Linked DNA regions of Mus musculus: region 2 is linked to region 1. The links are chromatin loops, found by intact Hi-C in ENCODE. Cell type or tissue: heart. All regions are shown on one strand. Each heading gives the region's core, and the rest is flanking DNA. Links, peaks and the distances in the headings are about the cores only.

The links. Peaks named below come from ENCODE experiments on the same cell type or tissue, not always from the same donor. Only the 100,000 strongest peaks of a DNase experiment are listed, where the experiment ranks them.
Region 2: it touches region 1 in a loop (2.5-fold over the local background); 1 of 42 quality-filtered maps calls a loop at or near these places.

Annotation. Positions count from the first base shown.
Region 1 is chr8:69,651,076-69,659,278 of GRCm38, forward strand. It overlaps Zfp964 (zinc finger protein 964), which reads left to right and starts at 3,481. Exons shown (of 4, transcript NM_001177527.1): 1 at 3,481-3,521; 2 at 8,188-8,203. The coding sequence starts at 3,519. In heart, for the core only: no CTCF peak of the experiment used is centred there; a DNase peak (open chromatin) is centred at 3,366; H3K4me3 peaks cover 1,324 bases; H3K27ac peaks cover 1,189 bases.
Region 2 is chr8:69,770,513-69,778,715 of GRCm38, forward strand. It overlaps Zfp866 (zinc finger protein 866), which reads right to left and starts at 4,399. Exons shown (of 4, transcript NM_177899.3): 1 at 4,278-4,399. The coding sequence starts at 4,280. In heart, for the core only: no CTCF peak of the experiment used is centred there; a DNase peak (open chromatin) is centred at 4,439; H3K4me3 peaks cover 2,014 bases; H3K27ac peaks cover 1,463 bases.

The sequences.
Region 1 (8,203 bases), core at 2,247-4,746:
GCAGGAACCTGGAGGCAGGAGCTGAAGCATAGGCAATGGAGATATGGCTGCTTTCTTCTAGAACACAGGACCAGGGGTACTGTACTGGCTAGTTTTGTGTGTCAACTTGACACAGCTGGAGTTATCACAAAGAAAGGAGATTCAGTTGGGGAAATGCCTCCATGACATCCAGCTGTAAGGCATTTTCTCAATTAGTGATCAAGCGGGGAGGTCCCCTTGTGGGTGGCACCATCTCTGGGCTGGTAGTCTTGGGTTCTATAAGAGAGCAGGCTGAGCAAGCCAGGGGAAGCAAGCCAGTAAAGAACATTCCTCCAAGACCTCTGCATCAGCTCCTGCTTCCTGACCTGTTTGGGTTCCAGTCCTGACTTCCTTGGTGATGAACAGCAATGTGGAAGAGTAAGCTGAATAAACCCTTTCCTCCCCAAGTGCTTCTTGGTCCTGATGTTTGTGCAGGAATAGAAACCCTGACTAAGACCGGTACCATCTCAGTTAGCTGGGCACATCAGCCATTGATCCAGAAAATACCCTGAGGTCCTCTTCACAGATTACACTAGGTTGTGTCAAGTGGACAAAATGTAACCAAGACACACCCTACTTGGAAAAAGAGAAAACAGGAGGAAAAAAAAAAAGGAAAGGGGTAGTTTAAAGCTAAGATTAAGAGAGATTTCCCCCCTCAATAAGAAGGGTTACTGGGGCTGACGAGATGGCTCAGTGATTAAGAGTGCCAACTGCTCTTCCGAAGGTCCCAAGTTCAAATCCCAGCAACCACATGGTGGCTCACAGCCATCCATAACGAAATCTGATGCCCTCTTCTGGAGTGTCTGAGGACAGCTACAGTGTACTTACATATAATAAAAAAATAAATCTTTTTTAAAAAAAGAAGGGTTACAAAGGGGACTTCAACATCCCTCCAATAAAGAAATATTTAATTTTTGTATATTAAAGAAATATTGGCTTTTGGGTGTCAGCCATTTCAATACTACAAAGTAGAAATGTAAGGGCTCTTTGGAGAGTTTGTTGTATTGGATGGGGTTTTGCTGAGGCAAACACGTGAAGGAGTGTTTTCCTGAAGTGGACACATGTGAAAAGATGCTCTGCTAAAGCAAGCACATGAAAGGACATGTGATGAAGGATTCTTTGCTAACCACACGCATGTATTGGTCCACCTTACATTGTGCAGTTGAGCTGCATTTGTCAGAACTCCATAGAGATAAATGCACCAAAAAACTCCTGGTGATGTGCTGCAGCTTCTTGCCACTTCTGCAGACTTGGGCTGATTGGCAGAGTGATGTTAGCTGAGACAGACATACATGCTGAAGTATGGCATGTGTTTAGGCAAGGCACAAAGAGAACTCATGATGTTTGGAGAGGGTATAAAAGGGACTCAGTGCACAGTGACTGAGGCTGAGCTAGGCTTGCTTATAGAGCTAGCTGTGCATCACGTGTTGGTCTTTTGACTTCTTTGATGATCTTCACTTCGCTGAGAAAAGCACAGCCAAGAACTCTTCCTGGCGTTCCTGCTGGTTGGTCCTTTCTGCTGCCGAGGCTGAGGCCTGGCTGTCTCTGCTAAATAGTACCACCACTGCTGACTCATGTTTGCTATCCCAACTCTATCAAACTGGACTGTTGGTATATCTGTGAAGTGTTTACAAGTGAATCGAGCTGCTGTTGATGACCTGTGAACTGAACTGCAGATTTCCAGACAATGCAGATGGAAGGTTCTCCAAAGAACCTTTCTAAACAGGTCCACTTCTCCTGTATCCTTTCTTTTCCACTACCTCTGGAGGGTGGTGGGCTAGAAGGAAGGCTAAAGCATTTAAGAACCATCATTAAAAATAGGTTTTGAAAAAATTAAAGTTAAACACCACATGATTTAGTCTGAGCTAGCATATGTGATGGTGTGAGACAGTGGTCCTCACCCTTCCTAATGCCATGACCTTTAATAGTTCATCATGATGTGGTGATCCCCCCAACCATAAAATTATTTTCTTGGCTACTGTATAAACTATAATTTTGCTACTACTGTGAATCATAATGTAAATATGTGTTTTCTGATGATCTGATGACACACAGGTCAAGAACCACTGAATTGGACTGTCATTGTCCATTTCAGTATAAAGTGCATTTAGAGTTCACCAGTTACAGATAAGCAGTAGGTGCTGGGCATGTTTCTTCCAAGCGCTGGCTGGTACCGGCCCATAATGAGACTTGGAGTTACCCATGGTTTACTATGTAACTTAAATCATGATAAGGAAAAGAGGAAGCCTCAAATCCCGAGTTATTCCTTAGATAAGGCTTTGTACCCTAAGCCAGGGAGATGGGAAATTTGAGAAAATAGCAGAACTGGCCTGTGAGAAACAAAGAACAGAAATTTCTCCCCCAGGGGGACTTAAAAAAAAAAATCTTGTGCCAAAATTCACAGCCGTTTTTGCCTTTTCTCTAAGGTTCCGTGTCTCTCTGAAGAACTGAATATTTAAAACGCCTTCATTTTTCTCCAGTCGCTTGGAATTTGTTATTATCTTATTTCCAGCTGTGAAGTTGAGCACAGAGGACCAGATACTGGACTGAATTATAAGTTAAGAGTTGTAAAATCACAGTACAGATAGCGTCTTAATAACTCTACCAGAAAGAGCTGATGAGGAGCCAGTGTGTTCTGGCCTCTAACAATGACCAGACTTTGTGCAACTTTAACTAGCCCAGATTTTTACAATGTAGACCAGGCTGGCCTAGAACTCACAGAGATCTGTCTTTCGCTGCCAGCAGAATGAGTGCTGGGATTAAGGGGACTTGTACCAACCACCAAGCCCCACTTGACAGACCACTATCAAAAATTTTGGCTTCCGGGCTGGTGAGATGGCTCAGTGGGTAAGAGCACCCGACTGCTCTTCCAGAGTTCAAATCCCAGCAACCACATGGTGGCTCACAACCATCCATGACGGGATCTGACTCCCTCTTCTGGTGTGTCTGAAGACAGCTACAGTGTACTTACATAAAATAATAAATAAATCTTTAAAAAAAATAAAATAAAATAAAAGGAGCCAGGCAGTGGTGGCGCTCACGCCTTAAAAAAAAAAAAATTTTTTTTTGGCTTCCCTGAATAAAAATCCAGGTCCACGGAATACATCATACCCAAGGTCCTATAACAATTCTAGGTCTGAAGCAAGAAATCACTACACTGGACGTTGAGTTGGTAAATGCACTGTGGACACCAACGACCCAAGACCAATAGGAACTAAGCTTTTGAGATCACCGAAGACTAAAGTACCCAGCAAGAAGCAGGCAGGTCTGGCTTTTATGCAAATCTCTCCCGAGCTGAGCGAAGTCGGGCCCTAGCCAATCAGGGCCTCCAGACAAGCCATCCAATCAGGAGCGCCAGGGAGCGGTGGGAGGCGGGCTCCATCGCAATCCCGCTGTGCATTCCGCTGGGAAGCGGAGAAGGCGCAGCGGGTTCGGCCCCCTTCGCTGTGGCCACTGCGGCCCGTAGCTAAGGGGAGCGCGGCCGAGCTCGAAGCCGCGCCATGGTGAGCGCAGGGCCGAAGTCCCCAGAAGGGGAAGAGCGGCCGGCTGAGCCGCGGGAGCCGGGGTGGTGGGTCCTCCTTGGGACTGGGGGAGGGGTGGGTCCAGCGTCTGGGAAAGTTCGGCTTGGTGCGAAGATTAGAGTTTAAAAGGCGAAGCCGCGAGCTCCCCCCGGACGGATTGCGGCTGGCCAGAGGGAGCCAGGCTGGCCCGGAGAGACGAGGGCAGCACGCTGCAGAGCCCAGAGCACCCGCGTGGGCGGGGTCGCTCGGTGCTGAGCTGGTCTGCCCACAGCTCCTTCGACGGCGCAGGTTTCTCCTAGTGCGGGTTGTGACAGCTTAACGTCGCACTCACTTGTAACCCTGCGTGCGGGCTTCACAGTAAACCCGCAGCTGTTGGAGGAGAGGGGACAGCCTGGGCTGCCCCAGGACAAGGGAGAGAAACGTGGAGCGGGACTAGCGAGTAGACGAAGTGGAGGACCCCTGCCGTGCGCTGCAGCTCTCTCCTTCCCCCTCCCTCTCTCCTACTTAAATCAGCCTTATTTATTGGTGTGTGTCCCCGGTGTGTGTGTAGAGTGAGGAAGGTGTAAGGTCACAGGACAACTTTATGGAATGAGTGCTGTCCTTCCGCGATTAACGGATAGAACTCAGGTTGTCACAGAGCCTAGTATAGTTTATTTTTTCTTTTCTTAAAAAATATTTACTCCTTCCCACCCACAGTCTGGAAGTTAGATGCAACAGCTTTGCATAGCATGCTGGGTAAGTGCTCTATTACTCCTTAGGCCTATCTGCAGCTTTATCCTATCTTAATGATAATTGCTTTTAAGTCAGTTTTGAAGTTGTGAATCATGAATCTCTGCTTTGCTCTTTCCCAGGGCTGTACCCGTATTCTAACATCCTTGCAATTCCATGACTTTCCGCAGCAGTTTTCAGTCTGACCAGGTGTTCACTGGTGTTCCTTAGGTGGTGTGACCCTGAGTGTTTCAAGGCGCTTACCATCAAGTGAACAAGGTTTTCCTTTTAGAACTTAGATTCTTGCTGAGCTGGTTGGGAGTCACCTTTCATCCCAGTATTCTGGAGACAGAAGCAGGTGGATCTCTGTAAGTTCTAGGTCAGCCAGGTCTATGTCGTGAGTTCAGGCAAGTCAGGATTACATAGTGAGAACCTATCTCAAAAGGAAGAAAGAAAAAAACAAAATACTTAGGTTCTTGGTTCCTCCGAATCTCTCTGTGGGTGGCATCTTTTGCTGCCAAGCCCAGAGACCTGGGGTTAATCCTTATAAGCCACTTGGTAGAAGGAGAGAATCGAGAACCACAGAATTTCTTTGAACTCCTGTCCCTTCACCTCATACATGCATCATGGCAATGCATAGCCACACATGCACACAGAAAGGAATGGTTTAAAAAAAAAACTGATTTTTTTTAAAGCAAGCTTTGCAGTTTTAAAACTACAACTTTCTTTTTTTGTAGTATTTTTTATTTTATTTTTTTATTTACATTTCAAATACTATCCCCTTTCCTAGTTTCCCCTCTGAAAATCCCCTATCTGCTCCCCTCTCCCCCTGCTCCCCAATGCACTCCCATTCCTGGCCTAGGCATTCCCCTATACTGGGGTGTAGAGCCTTCAAAGGACCAAGGGTCTCTCCTCCCATTGATGAAAGACTAGGCCATCCTCTGCTATATATATAGCTAGAGCCACAAGTTCCACCATGTGTTTTCTTTGATTGGTGGTATAGTTCCAAGGAGCTCTGGGGGTACTGGTTAGTTCATATTGATATTTCTCCTATGGGGCTTCAGACCCCTTCAGCTCCCTGGGTACTTTCTCTGGCTCCTTCATTGGAGACCTTGTCCTCCGTCCAATGGGTGACTGTAAGCATCCACTTCTGTATTTGCTAGGCACTGGCAGAGCCTCACAGGAGACAGCTGTATCAGACTCCTGTCAGCAGGCTCTTGTTGGCATCTGCCTAGTGTCTAGGTTTGGTGGTTGTTTATGGGATGGATCCCCAAGTGAGGCAGTCTCTGGATGGTCTTTCCTTGCCTCTCAGCTCCAAACTTTGTCTCTGTAACTCCTTCTATGGGTATTTGTTCCTTCTAAGAAGGAACAAAGTATCCACACTTTGGTCTTCCTTCTTCTTAAGTTTCATGTGTTTTGCAAATTTGGCCTATCTTGGGTATTCTAAGTTTCTGGGCTAATATCCACTTATCAGTGAGTGCATATCATGTGAGTTCTTTTGTGATAGGGTTACCTCACTCAGAATGATATCCTCCAGATCCTGAGTTCCAGGACAGCCAGGGCTACACAGAGAAACCCTGTCTCGAAAAAACAAAAACAAACAAAAAAAGAATTTCATAAATTCTTGTTTATAATAAACAAGAATTCATAAATTGTTTTTAATAGCTGAGTAGCACTCCATTGGGAAAATGTACCACATTTTCTATATCCATTCCTCTGTTGAGGGACATCTGGGTTCTTTCTAGCTTCTGGCTATTATAAATAAGGCTGCTATGAACATAGTGGAGCATGTGTCCTTATTACAAGTTGGAACATCTTCTGGATATATGCCCAAGAGAGGTATTGTTGGACCTTCCAGTAGTACTATGTCCAATTTTCTGAGGAACTGGCAGACTGATTTCCAGAGTGGTTGTACCAGCTTGCAATTCCACCAGCAATGGAGGAGTGTTCTTTCTCCACATCCTCGCCAGCATCTGCTGTCACTTGAGTTTTTGATCTTAGCCATTCTGACTGGTGTGAGGTGGAATCTCAGAGTTGTTTTGATTTTTATTTCCCTGATGATTAAGGATGTTGAACATTTTTTCAGGTGCTTCTCAGCCATTCGGTATTCCTCAGTTGAGAATTCTTTATTTAGTTCTGTACCCCATTTTTTAATAGGATTATTTGATTTTCTGGAGTCTAACTTCTTGACTTCTTTGTATATATTGGATATTAGTCCCCTGTCTGATTTAGGATTGGTAAAGATCCTTTCCCAATCTGTTGGTGGCCTTTTTATCTTATTGACAGTGTCTTTTGCCTTACAGAAGCTTTGCAATTTTATGAGGTCCCATTTATCGATTCTCAATCTTACAGCACAAGCCATTGCTGTTCTGTTCAGGAATTTTCCCCATGTGCCCATATCTTCGAGGCTTTTCCCCACTTTCTCCTCTATAAGTTTCAGTGTCTCTGGTTTTATGTGGAATTCCTTGATCCACTTAGACTTGAGCTTTGTACAAGGAGATAAGAATGGATCAATTCGCATTTCTCTACATGGTAACTGCCAGTTGTGCCACCACCATTTGTTAAAACTACAATTTTCTTATTTACTGTTGGATTTAGATTCATGCTTCTTGGGTGAGAACTTAAGTGGATTTTAACTACATTTTCAAGTATTTTATCATGTGTGTATAGAAGTGTTATTGAGTGTGTGTGCTTTGCTCCTTGACATTGAGGGAGTGTGCACTTCCTCATCTTGGTTGGTCCCATGTTAGGCATAGTGCTATTATAACTGTCTTAGGCCCTGTTTTGGTGTGATGTATCCTCAACTCTTTTTAAGCAAAATCACCATTTCAAAGTATTGTGGAGTCCAAGATTCATCATTTTGCCATAGGGGGTAATGTTAAGAAGCATCCCTCAAGTCAGGTGGATGCCATTAATCCTGGTGCTCTGGAAACAGAGGCAGGCAAATCTCTAAGTTCAAGGACAGCCTGGTCTACAGAGCTAGTTCTATGACAACCAGGATGACACAGAGAAACCTGTCTCAAATGACCAAAATAAAGAGAAGATTTCGAGGAGGAGAGAAGAAGGGAAGAAAGGAAGAGCCATTCCCTTTGTGGAATCAAGTCAGATGTTTTTATTTATTTTCAAGATGCAAGCTAAACTTGAACTAGAGATTTCCCTCAGAAACCTGATATCTGAAGTTAAGAGTGTGTTCCACCACATCTGATGTATATAATAGCTTATAGTTCTGATTCTAGGAAATAGTGGTGTGTTTGGGTAGACTCAGTTGTTTATTTGAGACAGTCTCTCACTGTGTAGCTCTGGCTGGCCTGGAATTAGCCATGTAGAACACGCTGGTCTCAGATTTGCAGAGATCTGCCTGCTTCTGCCTTCCTAGTGCAAGGATTAAAGATGTTTGCCACCACGCTCAGCCTAGACTCCTTTCATCCATAATTTCTTCTGTTTGTCTGGTTCATTACCTCAGTGGTTGGTTCCTGTTGATGTGTCAAGCACTTGATTTTTCACTGTTTCATCATTATCAAGGAAGTGGCTATTTTTATACCAGTAGTTTTCATCTACACACACACAAACACACACACATAATGCACACATATATTTGCTTATTGTTCCATTGTAAAGCTTGTGCTTAGTTTATTATTTATTTATGTGTGTCTGTGTTGTACTTAAGGAGGTCAGAGAGATGTCAGCTCTGTTAACACTGTTCAGGATCCCAGGGGGAAGACCGTGAGACAGGAAGTAGAAATCACTGTACACAGAGGACTGGGGCAGAGCTGCAGCACACCCTATGCCCTGAACCCAGTAATGAGAGAGTGCTGCTACAGTGCCGCCCTTCCGCATCCCTCAGTGCTTGCTTGCATGACGACTTCTGTGTGCTAGAGGACATGTGTGTGTCCACACAGTGGGATGAACCTGTTGTCAATCAAGTATGTGCAATGTTTAGGCCTCAGTGAGCTTTG
Region 2 (8,203 bases), core at 2,979-5,478, 120 kb after region 1:
AGATGCCCATCATGGGAGGGAAGGGAGGCTGGCAGAAGTGCAGTGCTGGCCTTTTCTGTGAGCTTATCCTTCTAGATTGACTAAGAGCTTCTAGATTGACAGCTATTTAGCAAGTGTGAAGAATCTTCTCAACAAGAGTGGGCTGTCTTAGCTAAAATAGTTCAAGAACATACTATGAAAAGGCAAGTTTTAAAAAATTCTCTCTCTGGGCAGTGGTGGCGTATGCCTGTAATCCCAGTACTTGGGAGGCAGAAGCAGGTAGATTTCTGAGTTCGAGGCCAGCCTGGTCTATAGAGTGAGTTCCAGGACAGCCAGAGCTATACAGAGAAACCCTGTCTCGGAAAAAAAAAATCTCTCTTAGGAACTGGGGTCTTCAAAATCAAGGCATATTGAAAAGTCAGTTTCAGAAAACACTTGAGAAGACCCTCATCTTGAGCCTTGACTTCTCTCTAGGCTCCAGTGAGGGGGACATAAGGGTGAAACAGCAGGAGGAAGGCGGACCCTAACTCAGCCATCCATAAATCCCTCACAGGTAGCCTTTTCAGCCTTTCTGTTTAGCTCTTCATATACAAAGAAATCTGTGAAAAATAACAACTAAATACGAAGTGCATTCTGGAGTCAGATTGCCAATACACAGGTAATAGAATCTTGGTAACAAATACTTTGGAGACACTAAACAAATGGCAAACTGAGCCTGCAAGAAAGGAACAGTAACCCTGGAGAAGACAGACTCATTTCCAGAGGTACTCACTGCAACGTCAAATGTTGTTTCTGAGACAACGTCTCACTACGTAGCCATAGCTGGAGTGGAACCAATGATTTAGACCATGCTGGCGTCAATCTCCCGGTGTCTACCTGCCTCTGCCTCCCCAGTGCTGAGATTAAAGGCAAATGTTCACTTTCTAATGTTATGAAATCACAAAGAATGCAGAGAAAGACAAACATGTGGCTCAAACATTGGGGAGGGAGAACGGCTTGAGATCAATCTTCTATGAGATTCTTCATTTACTGCACAACCTAACGATGTCATAACCTTGCTGGTGACATGTGCAAACGCAGAAGCCTACGAAGCTGTAAGAGCTGGAGAGAAGGCTCAGCAGTTAACATACACTGTTCTTAAAAAGAAGCTGACTTGGCTCCCAGCGACCATAGCAACCTGAAGCTCTAGAGGTCCTGACACCCTCTGACTTCCTTAGACACACACACACACACACACACACACACACACACACACACACACACACAAATAAACAGTAACGAACAATTCTGATTGAAGCTGAGGAAACTAAGCTAAACCATATGCTTGAATGTACAAAAGCCTGGACTCACTTTCCAGTGCCCTAAAAGAAAAACATGCTCAATCTAATACAATATACCATTAACAATGAAGTAGAAAAAATATGATTCTGCCAGTAACTGGAATATATATGGCAGGAAGAGGTGGAGGGATGTCTCAGGAGAGCACTTGCTGCTCTTGCAGGACCCTGTTTGAGTTCTGGGACCCACATGGCAGCCTACAATCAACAGTAACTTGTTGCGTGAGATCTAGTGTGCCCTTCTGGTCTCCACAGGCACCAGCTACAGACACAGTGCACTTACAGTACGCTTATATGGAGGCAAAACACTCATGCACATGAAGTAAAATAAATCTTTTAAAAATGATTGGGTTGAGGGCCAGGAGTGGTGGAGCATGCTTTTGATCCTAGCACTCTGAAGACACGGACAGGCAGATCTCTGTGAATTCAAGGTCAGACTGGTCTACAGAGTTCCAGGACAGCCAGAGCTACATAATAGGAGAATGGATAAGCAGAACATGCTGCCAGAGACCTTTAATCCTAGCACTATGAAGGCAATCACTGACAGATCTCTGAGTTTGAGGCTAGCCTCATCTACATAGCAAGTTCTAGGCCACCCAAAGCTACATAGCAAGACTTTGTAAAACACAGAACATAAAAAAGGGGGGAAGGGATGTTTGGTTTGGTTTTAAGACAAGGTTTCTCTGTGTAGCGATGGCTGTCTTGGAACTAGACCTATAGACCAGGCTAGCTTCGAGCCCAGAGATTTGTCTTCCTTTACTGGTAGTGGGAATAAAGGCATGCACCACCATGGTGTGGCTTAGAATGAGTTTCTTTTCTCTTGCCCTCTCTCTCCCGCTCTTTCTCTCATACACACACACACACAGCAAGAAAGGGGATTAAGGATGCTATTAGCATTGAAAAGAAAAAAATAAACTGTTTCCTCAAAATAAATTCCAAGAATCAACAAAACTCATTGAACCAACAAGATTATAACCAGTAACTCTTAACAAATTATCAAAATGTTTAAAGATGAGTATAATATCCATCAGCGTCCTGTAAGCCAACAGTGAGCAGCTGGATAACAATACCCAGTATGGCAATGCAGGTAAGAAGAGACAATGAAATATATACCAATTCAATAAAGTCCTCTAGGTAAGAACTACAATTTTTTTAAAAAGATTTTAACTGTTTTAAAACTTTCAAAAAGTTTTATTAGGAGCAAAGAGGAGATACAAATTATAGACATTTCCAAGAAAGGCAATGGGCCTCTTTGAGTGAGAGAATGCCAAGGGGCCTTACTTTGTTTTTTTCACACTTTTTTATGAAGATCAGTGTTTTGCCAGCACATATGCGGTGCCTGTGGAGATCAGAGGAGGCCTGGAGACTAGTTACAGGAGGTTGTAAATGGCCACCTGAGCACTGGGAACTGAATCAGGCAGCATCCTCTGCAAAAAACAACCAGGGCTTTTCACTGCTAAGCCACTTTTAAAGTTTTAAGAGTGTGTGTGTGTGTAGGGGTTCGTGCATTTGAAGGAGGTGCCCTCAGAGGCCAGAAGTGGAGATGGGATGCTCTGGTACTGGAGTTATAGGCAGTTGTGAGTCACAGAGGTGGATGCTGGAAATCAAACTGGAGTCTTTACAAGAGCAATACCCTCTTAAGCACTGAACCATCATTACAGACCATCCACCTCATCTTTTTGACAGGGTCTCATGATGTAACCCTGGCTAACCTGGAACTCTGCAGCTATGTAAACCAGGCTAGCCTCAATCTGCCAACCTCTTCCTCCCAAGTGCTGGGTTAAAAGTAGACTGACCAACCAACCCAGCAAGAACTATAATTTTTAACAACAAAAAACAAAACAAAACAAAACCATGCAGGGCAGTGGGAGACAATGCCTTGAATCTTGGCACATGGAAGGCAGAGAGAAGCAGGTGTATGGCTATGATTTCAAGGCCAGCCTCTACAGAGTGAGTTTTAGGCCAAAGCAGACCTAACAAAAAACAAAATAAGCAAAAAAGACAACAACAAAACCCCAACCAAACAAAAAGCAAACACAAAATAGTGATACCCCATAAATATGGCGATAGGAAGCTTCAGAACTGAACGTCATGTTTCCTCAATCTGCACTAAGATTTAAATAATCACAATATAAATCCTAACAACTTATGAAAAATTAAGAAACTGATTCTCAAGTTTATGTGGAGAGTGGAAAAAAACGAAAATGGTCCACACAATTCCAAAGAAACAGCACACAGACTTAAAGTGTATATATATAGTTATAGATATTATATATACACATGTTATATACACACACATATATATATGGGGTGTGTGTGTGTGTGTACCTTTTTTTGACAAAGTAGCAAAGGAAACTCAACAAAGGGCAGAATAGCAAAAGGTTATTAGCAGAACCGATGTCTATAGACAAGAAATTAAATAGAGTTTCACAATGTTGGGGCTGGAGAGATGGTTTAATGGTTGGGAAAACCGGCTGCTCTTCCAGAGGACCTGAGTTCAATTCCTAGTACCAACATGGCAGCTCAACAACAGTTCCAGAGGATCTGACATCCTCACAAAGACATACATACATTTTGGCAAAATACCAATGCACAAAAAATAATAATTTTTTTAAAGTTTAAAATTCACAGTATTAACTCAAGTTGATTGCTTTGACCTAAATGTTACATGAAAATTCAGAACTTCTAGAAAGTAGCAGAAACTAGATGACCTATTGTTTTACAACCTTCTGATGAGATACCCAAAGCAGGACTGTATAAAACGCCTGCCCCAGACAGAGCACCGACTCTTTCCTGCGCGAGGCGGAGCCTCCGCAGGGAGGCTCCGCGCTCTGCGCAGGCGCGGACCACGGCGAAGAGGACACAGGGCCCAGCGCCACACAGCACTGAATGCCGCTGCCGCCCCGCCCCAGCCTCGGGGAGGATCCACCACAGCGGGCAGGGACAGCGGCCCTTGCTCACCATGGCGCGGCTTCCGAACTCGCCCGCGCTCTCCTCACTGGTCCCGGCAGCAGCGCTCACAGCACAACACACCGCACCTCCCTGTGCCGCAGAGCCGAGCCACAATATGGCGGCCGTGAAGAACCCGCCTCTTGCCGCTCTCCAGTAGTCCTGATTAGACGGCACGGTTCTAGAACCTGATTGGCTACCAAAGCCTGAGTGACACTAGCTTCCAAAGCCGAAGTGTGGGATTCAAATGACAGCCATAGCCCCGCCCTCCTTGCTTCTAAGCAGAACTAGCTTCTCCCTGGTAAAGCAGTACTCCATCACCAAGTCGTCACTGTGCACACCGAGTGCTCATTGCAGCAATCCTGCTGCCTCACAATTAGAAAGGTGCTCAGGTCAGTTTTAATTAGAAGGTCAAATTATAACTGGACATGATGTTCTCCAGGCATCAGGAATTTGAGTAAGGAACATCTATGGTTTATACATCTGTCCCAGGTTGCACATTAACACAAGTATTCATTTCCTCTATTTTCATAGCATGTGTGTTCTTCCAGTTAAGATCTCTATCCAGCCGGGCAGTGCAGGCAGTGGTGGCACACACCTTTAATTCCAGCACTTGGGAGGCAGAGGCAGGCAGATTCCTGAGTTCGAGGCCAGAGTGGTCTACAGAGTGAGGACAGCCAAGGCTACACCAGAAACCCTGTCTTGAAAAAACCAAAACAAACAAACAAACAAAAACCAAAAACCTCTCTATCCTTCCATCTCACCCCCGTTTCTCCTCTCCAGGCCTCTACAGACATTCTAATTTAAACAAAAGCAAAAAGAAAAAGAAAAAGAAAATTGAAGACGTGGGTCAAGGAAATGACTTAGTAGGTTAAGCATGAACATAGTAGAAGAAGACCAACTCAGGAAAGTTGTCCTCTGGCCTCCACAAGTGTGTTCTTCACACACACATAAATATACACAGACACACACACACGTACATAGCCACTAAATCATCAGAACATTTTATTATTTAATTTTTGGTTTTTTGAGTTAGAGTTTCTCTGTGTAGCCCTAGCTATCCTGGTGTTTTTGTTTTTGTTTTTTGTTTTTTTGTTTTTTTCCAAGACAGGGTTTCTCTGTATAGCCCTGGCTATCCTAGAACTCACTCTGTAGACCAGGCTAATCTCAAACACAGAGGTCTACCTGCCTATGCTTCACGGGTGCTGGGAAAAAGGCGTTCACCCATTTTTACTAAAGAAGAAGTGGGGGAGTACTGGCAGTAGAAACAATAAGAAGGAAAAACCCAGCAAAGCTAATGGAGTCAATGAACAGATCAGTGAGTGGTGTTCAGTCGTGTAATGATTAGTCTTGATTGTCAAAGTGATAGGAGCAACCCTCCAGCATGTATGTAAGGGTGTTTCTAAATAGGGTAGTTGAGATAGGAAGGCTCTTCCTAAAAGTGGGCAGTATCATTACCTAGACCACAATCAAGGACCGACTGAAAAGAGGGAAGGAGGTGAGGGGATGGGAGCACTCTCTGTACCTTCTGCTCTTGTAGAGAACTTGTTTGGTTTACACACACACACACACACACACACACACACACACACACACACACACCCGTTGGCTCTTAACTTCCTGTAAATCCAGCTCCAGGGGATGAAATTCCTTCTTCTGAGCGCCTTCATGGCTCATGCATACTGAATTACCCATACATGTAAATAAAAAAAATGTTTTTAAATTATCATTATAGAATATCTTTTCTCCTCCTATGAAGGTTCCGATTCTCCCTGTTTAAGATCTCAAATATCTCTGAATTATAACTATTCCTAAGACAAGATATAATAAAGAGAATATACCTAGGAGCCAAAGTTAAAACTCCGTGTTAGCGCCAGCTAACCATCCATGAGAACCAGCTCTCTATAACCTCTTCATATTTTTTAGAGAGGATCTCACTCTGTACCCAAGGCTGGCCTCCAACTCACAGGAAACCACTGGTCTCTGCCTCTCGTGTCTCTATAACCTCTTGGCTTTAGTTAGTCTGGGAACTTTTGAATTATGTTTGGCTGACAAAAGTGAATCCATGCTTGTTGTCTTTTTTTTTTTTTTAATGTTTATATGAGTACATTGTTGCTGTCTTCAGATACTCCCCTTCCCAGACACCCCTCCTGCAAAAGGTATTTAACCCCAGGCCTGCCCTGAGAAGTGGGGTATGGTTTTACTCATCCACTTTGTGCTATGACAATAAATGCCCTAAAACCATGGACTGCCTCTTTTCATCAGGATCTGCCGTGGGGAGCAATGGAGAAGCTTTCACCTAAAGAGCTGCCATCTACTCTCCAGTGGAAGGCCTCTCCGCACTCCCAGCCACCACCAAGACTAAACCACCACCGCCAACAAGCCAAGTACCTATCCCCCCCCCGCCCCCCCCGCCCCCCCCACCCTAACCAGCCGAAGCTTCTTTCTTTCCCCCTTGGCCCCGGCTAGATCCAGCCCATGGGCCCCCACTCTGTTCTCAGCTCTTCCAAGCTCCCAGCAGCACCTGGGGTCCGAGAGCCTGAGAAGCAGATAGTCCCGGCCTCCCAAGCCAGCTCCCTGGACTTCAGACTGCGCTTCCCCAACCCCAGAGTGGTGTTCGGAGGCTTCCCTACAGCCTGACACCTGCCCAGCAATGGCGTGGGGTAAGCACAGTCAAACTTCCTGTGTCCTGCCTCCCTGCGTGGCCAAGCCCTATATCAGAGAAGACATGAGACCCCGCTAACCCTACAGCATGTAGGTCCAGAATATAATGTTTTTTAACTCTCAGGCTCACAAGATCAAGGAAAACGTTTAAGAGAATGTTTTAAATAAATGTTAAAAGAGAATGTTTTAAAACTGAGTACTGGATAGATGGCTCAGTGATTAAGAGGACTTTCCAAACTTGCAGAGGACTTGAATTCCTGTAGCTTTAGATTTTTTCTCAACCCTAATTTTGTTTGTTTGTTTGTTTGTTTGTTTATTTGTTTGTTTGTTGTTGTTTGGTTTGGGTTGTTTTTTGTTTTTTTTTGTTGTTTTTTTTTTTGTTTTTTTGTTTTTTTGTTTTTTTTTTGTTTTTTCGAGACAGGGTTTCTCTGTATAGCCCTGGCTGTCCTGGAACTCACTTTGTAGACCAGGCTGGCCTCGAACTCAGAAATCTGCCTCCCCAGTGCTGGGATTAAAGGCGTGTGCCACCACGCCTGGCTTTAATAACGGTTCTTAAATGCTTTAACCTCCTTCCAACCAACCAGTGTTGGAGATTGGTTATAATGCTTTGAATCTTCATGTCCAGACACTGAAGGTCCTGATCGATAAAGATGCAAACAGCCATAGGCTGGGCACAGGGCAGGACACTTATAGTAGCATGGGAGAAGATGCAGAGAGGAAAGAGAGAGGTGCACCAGGACTGGAGGAAGAAGAATGGGGCGAAATAGCAACAGGAGATAAAGCCAATGACTCATATGAGATTTCAGGTAAATGGCCTTTAGGGTGGCAGGGGAAGGTTTAGGAATGTTCAGCCTTTGAGGTAGCCAAGACATTTTTAAAATAAGCTAGTGTGTGTGTGTGTGTGTGTGTGTGTGTGTGTGTTTCATCCCAGGATCAAAAGATAGTTCCTGGGTGGGTGTGCATGTACAATCTGCCAGGAGTCAAAGTGGTGAAGCGAAACTCACTGCAACACACCAGAGGTAGTGGAAAAGAAAGGTTATTAGGATATAAGGGAAGTGTACCTGTTTAGAAATTTTTCTTTGAAGCAAATCCCATCTGTATTGTCAGGAAATCAGCAGTTCAGTTCATAGAAGTCAGGAGCAGCAAACACTTCATAAATATACCAGCAGTCCAGTTCAGTAGTGTTGGTATAGCAAACATGAATCAGCAGTGGTGGGCAACCTAGTAGAAATAGTCAGGTCTCAGCTGAATTGGCATGAGTCAGCAAGAGTTAC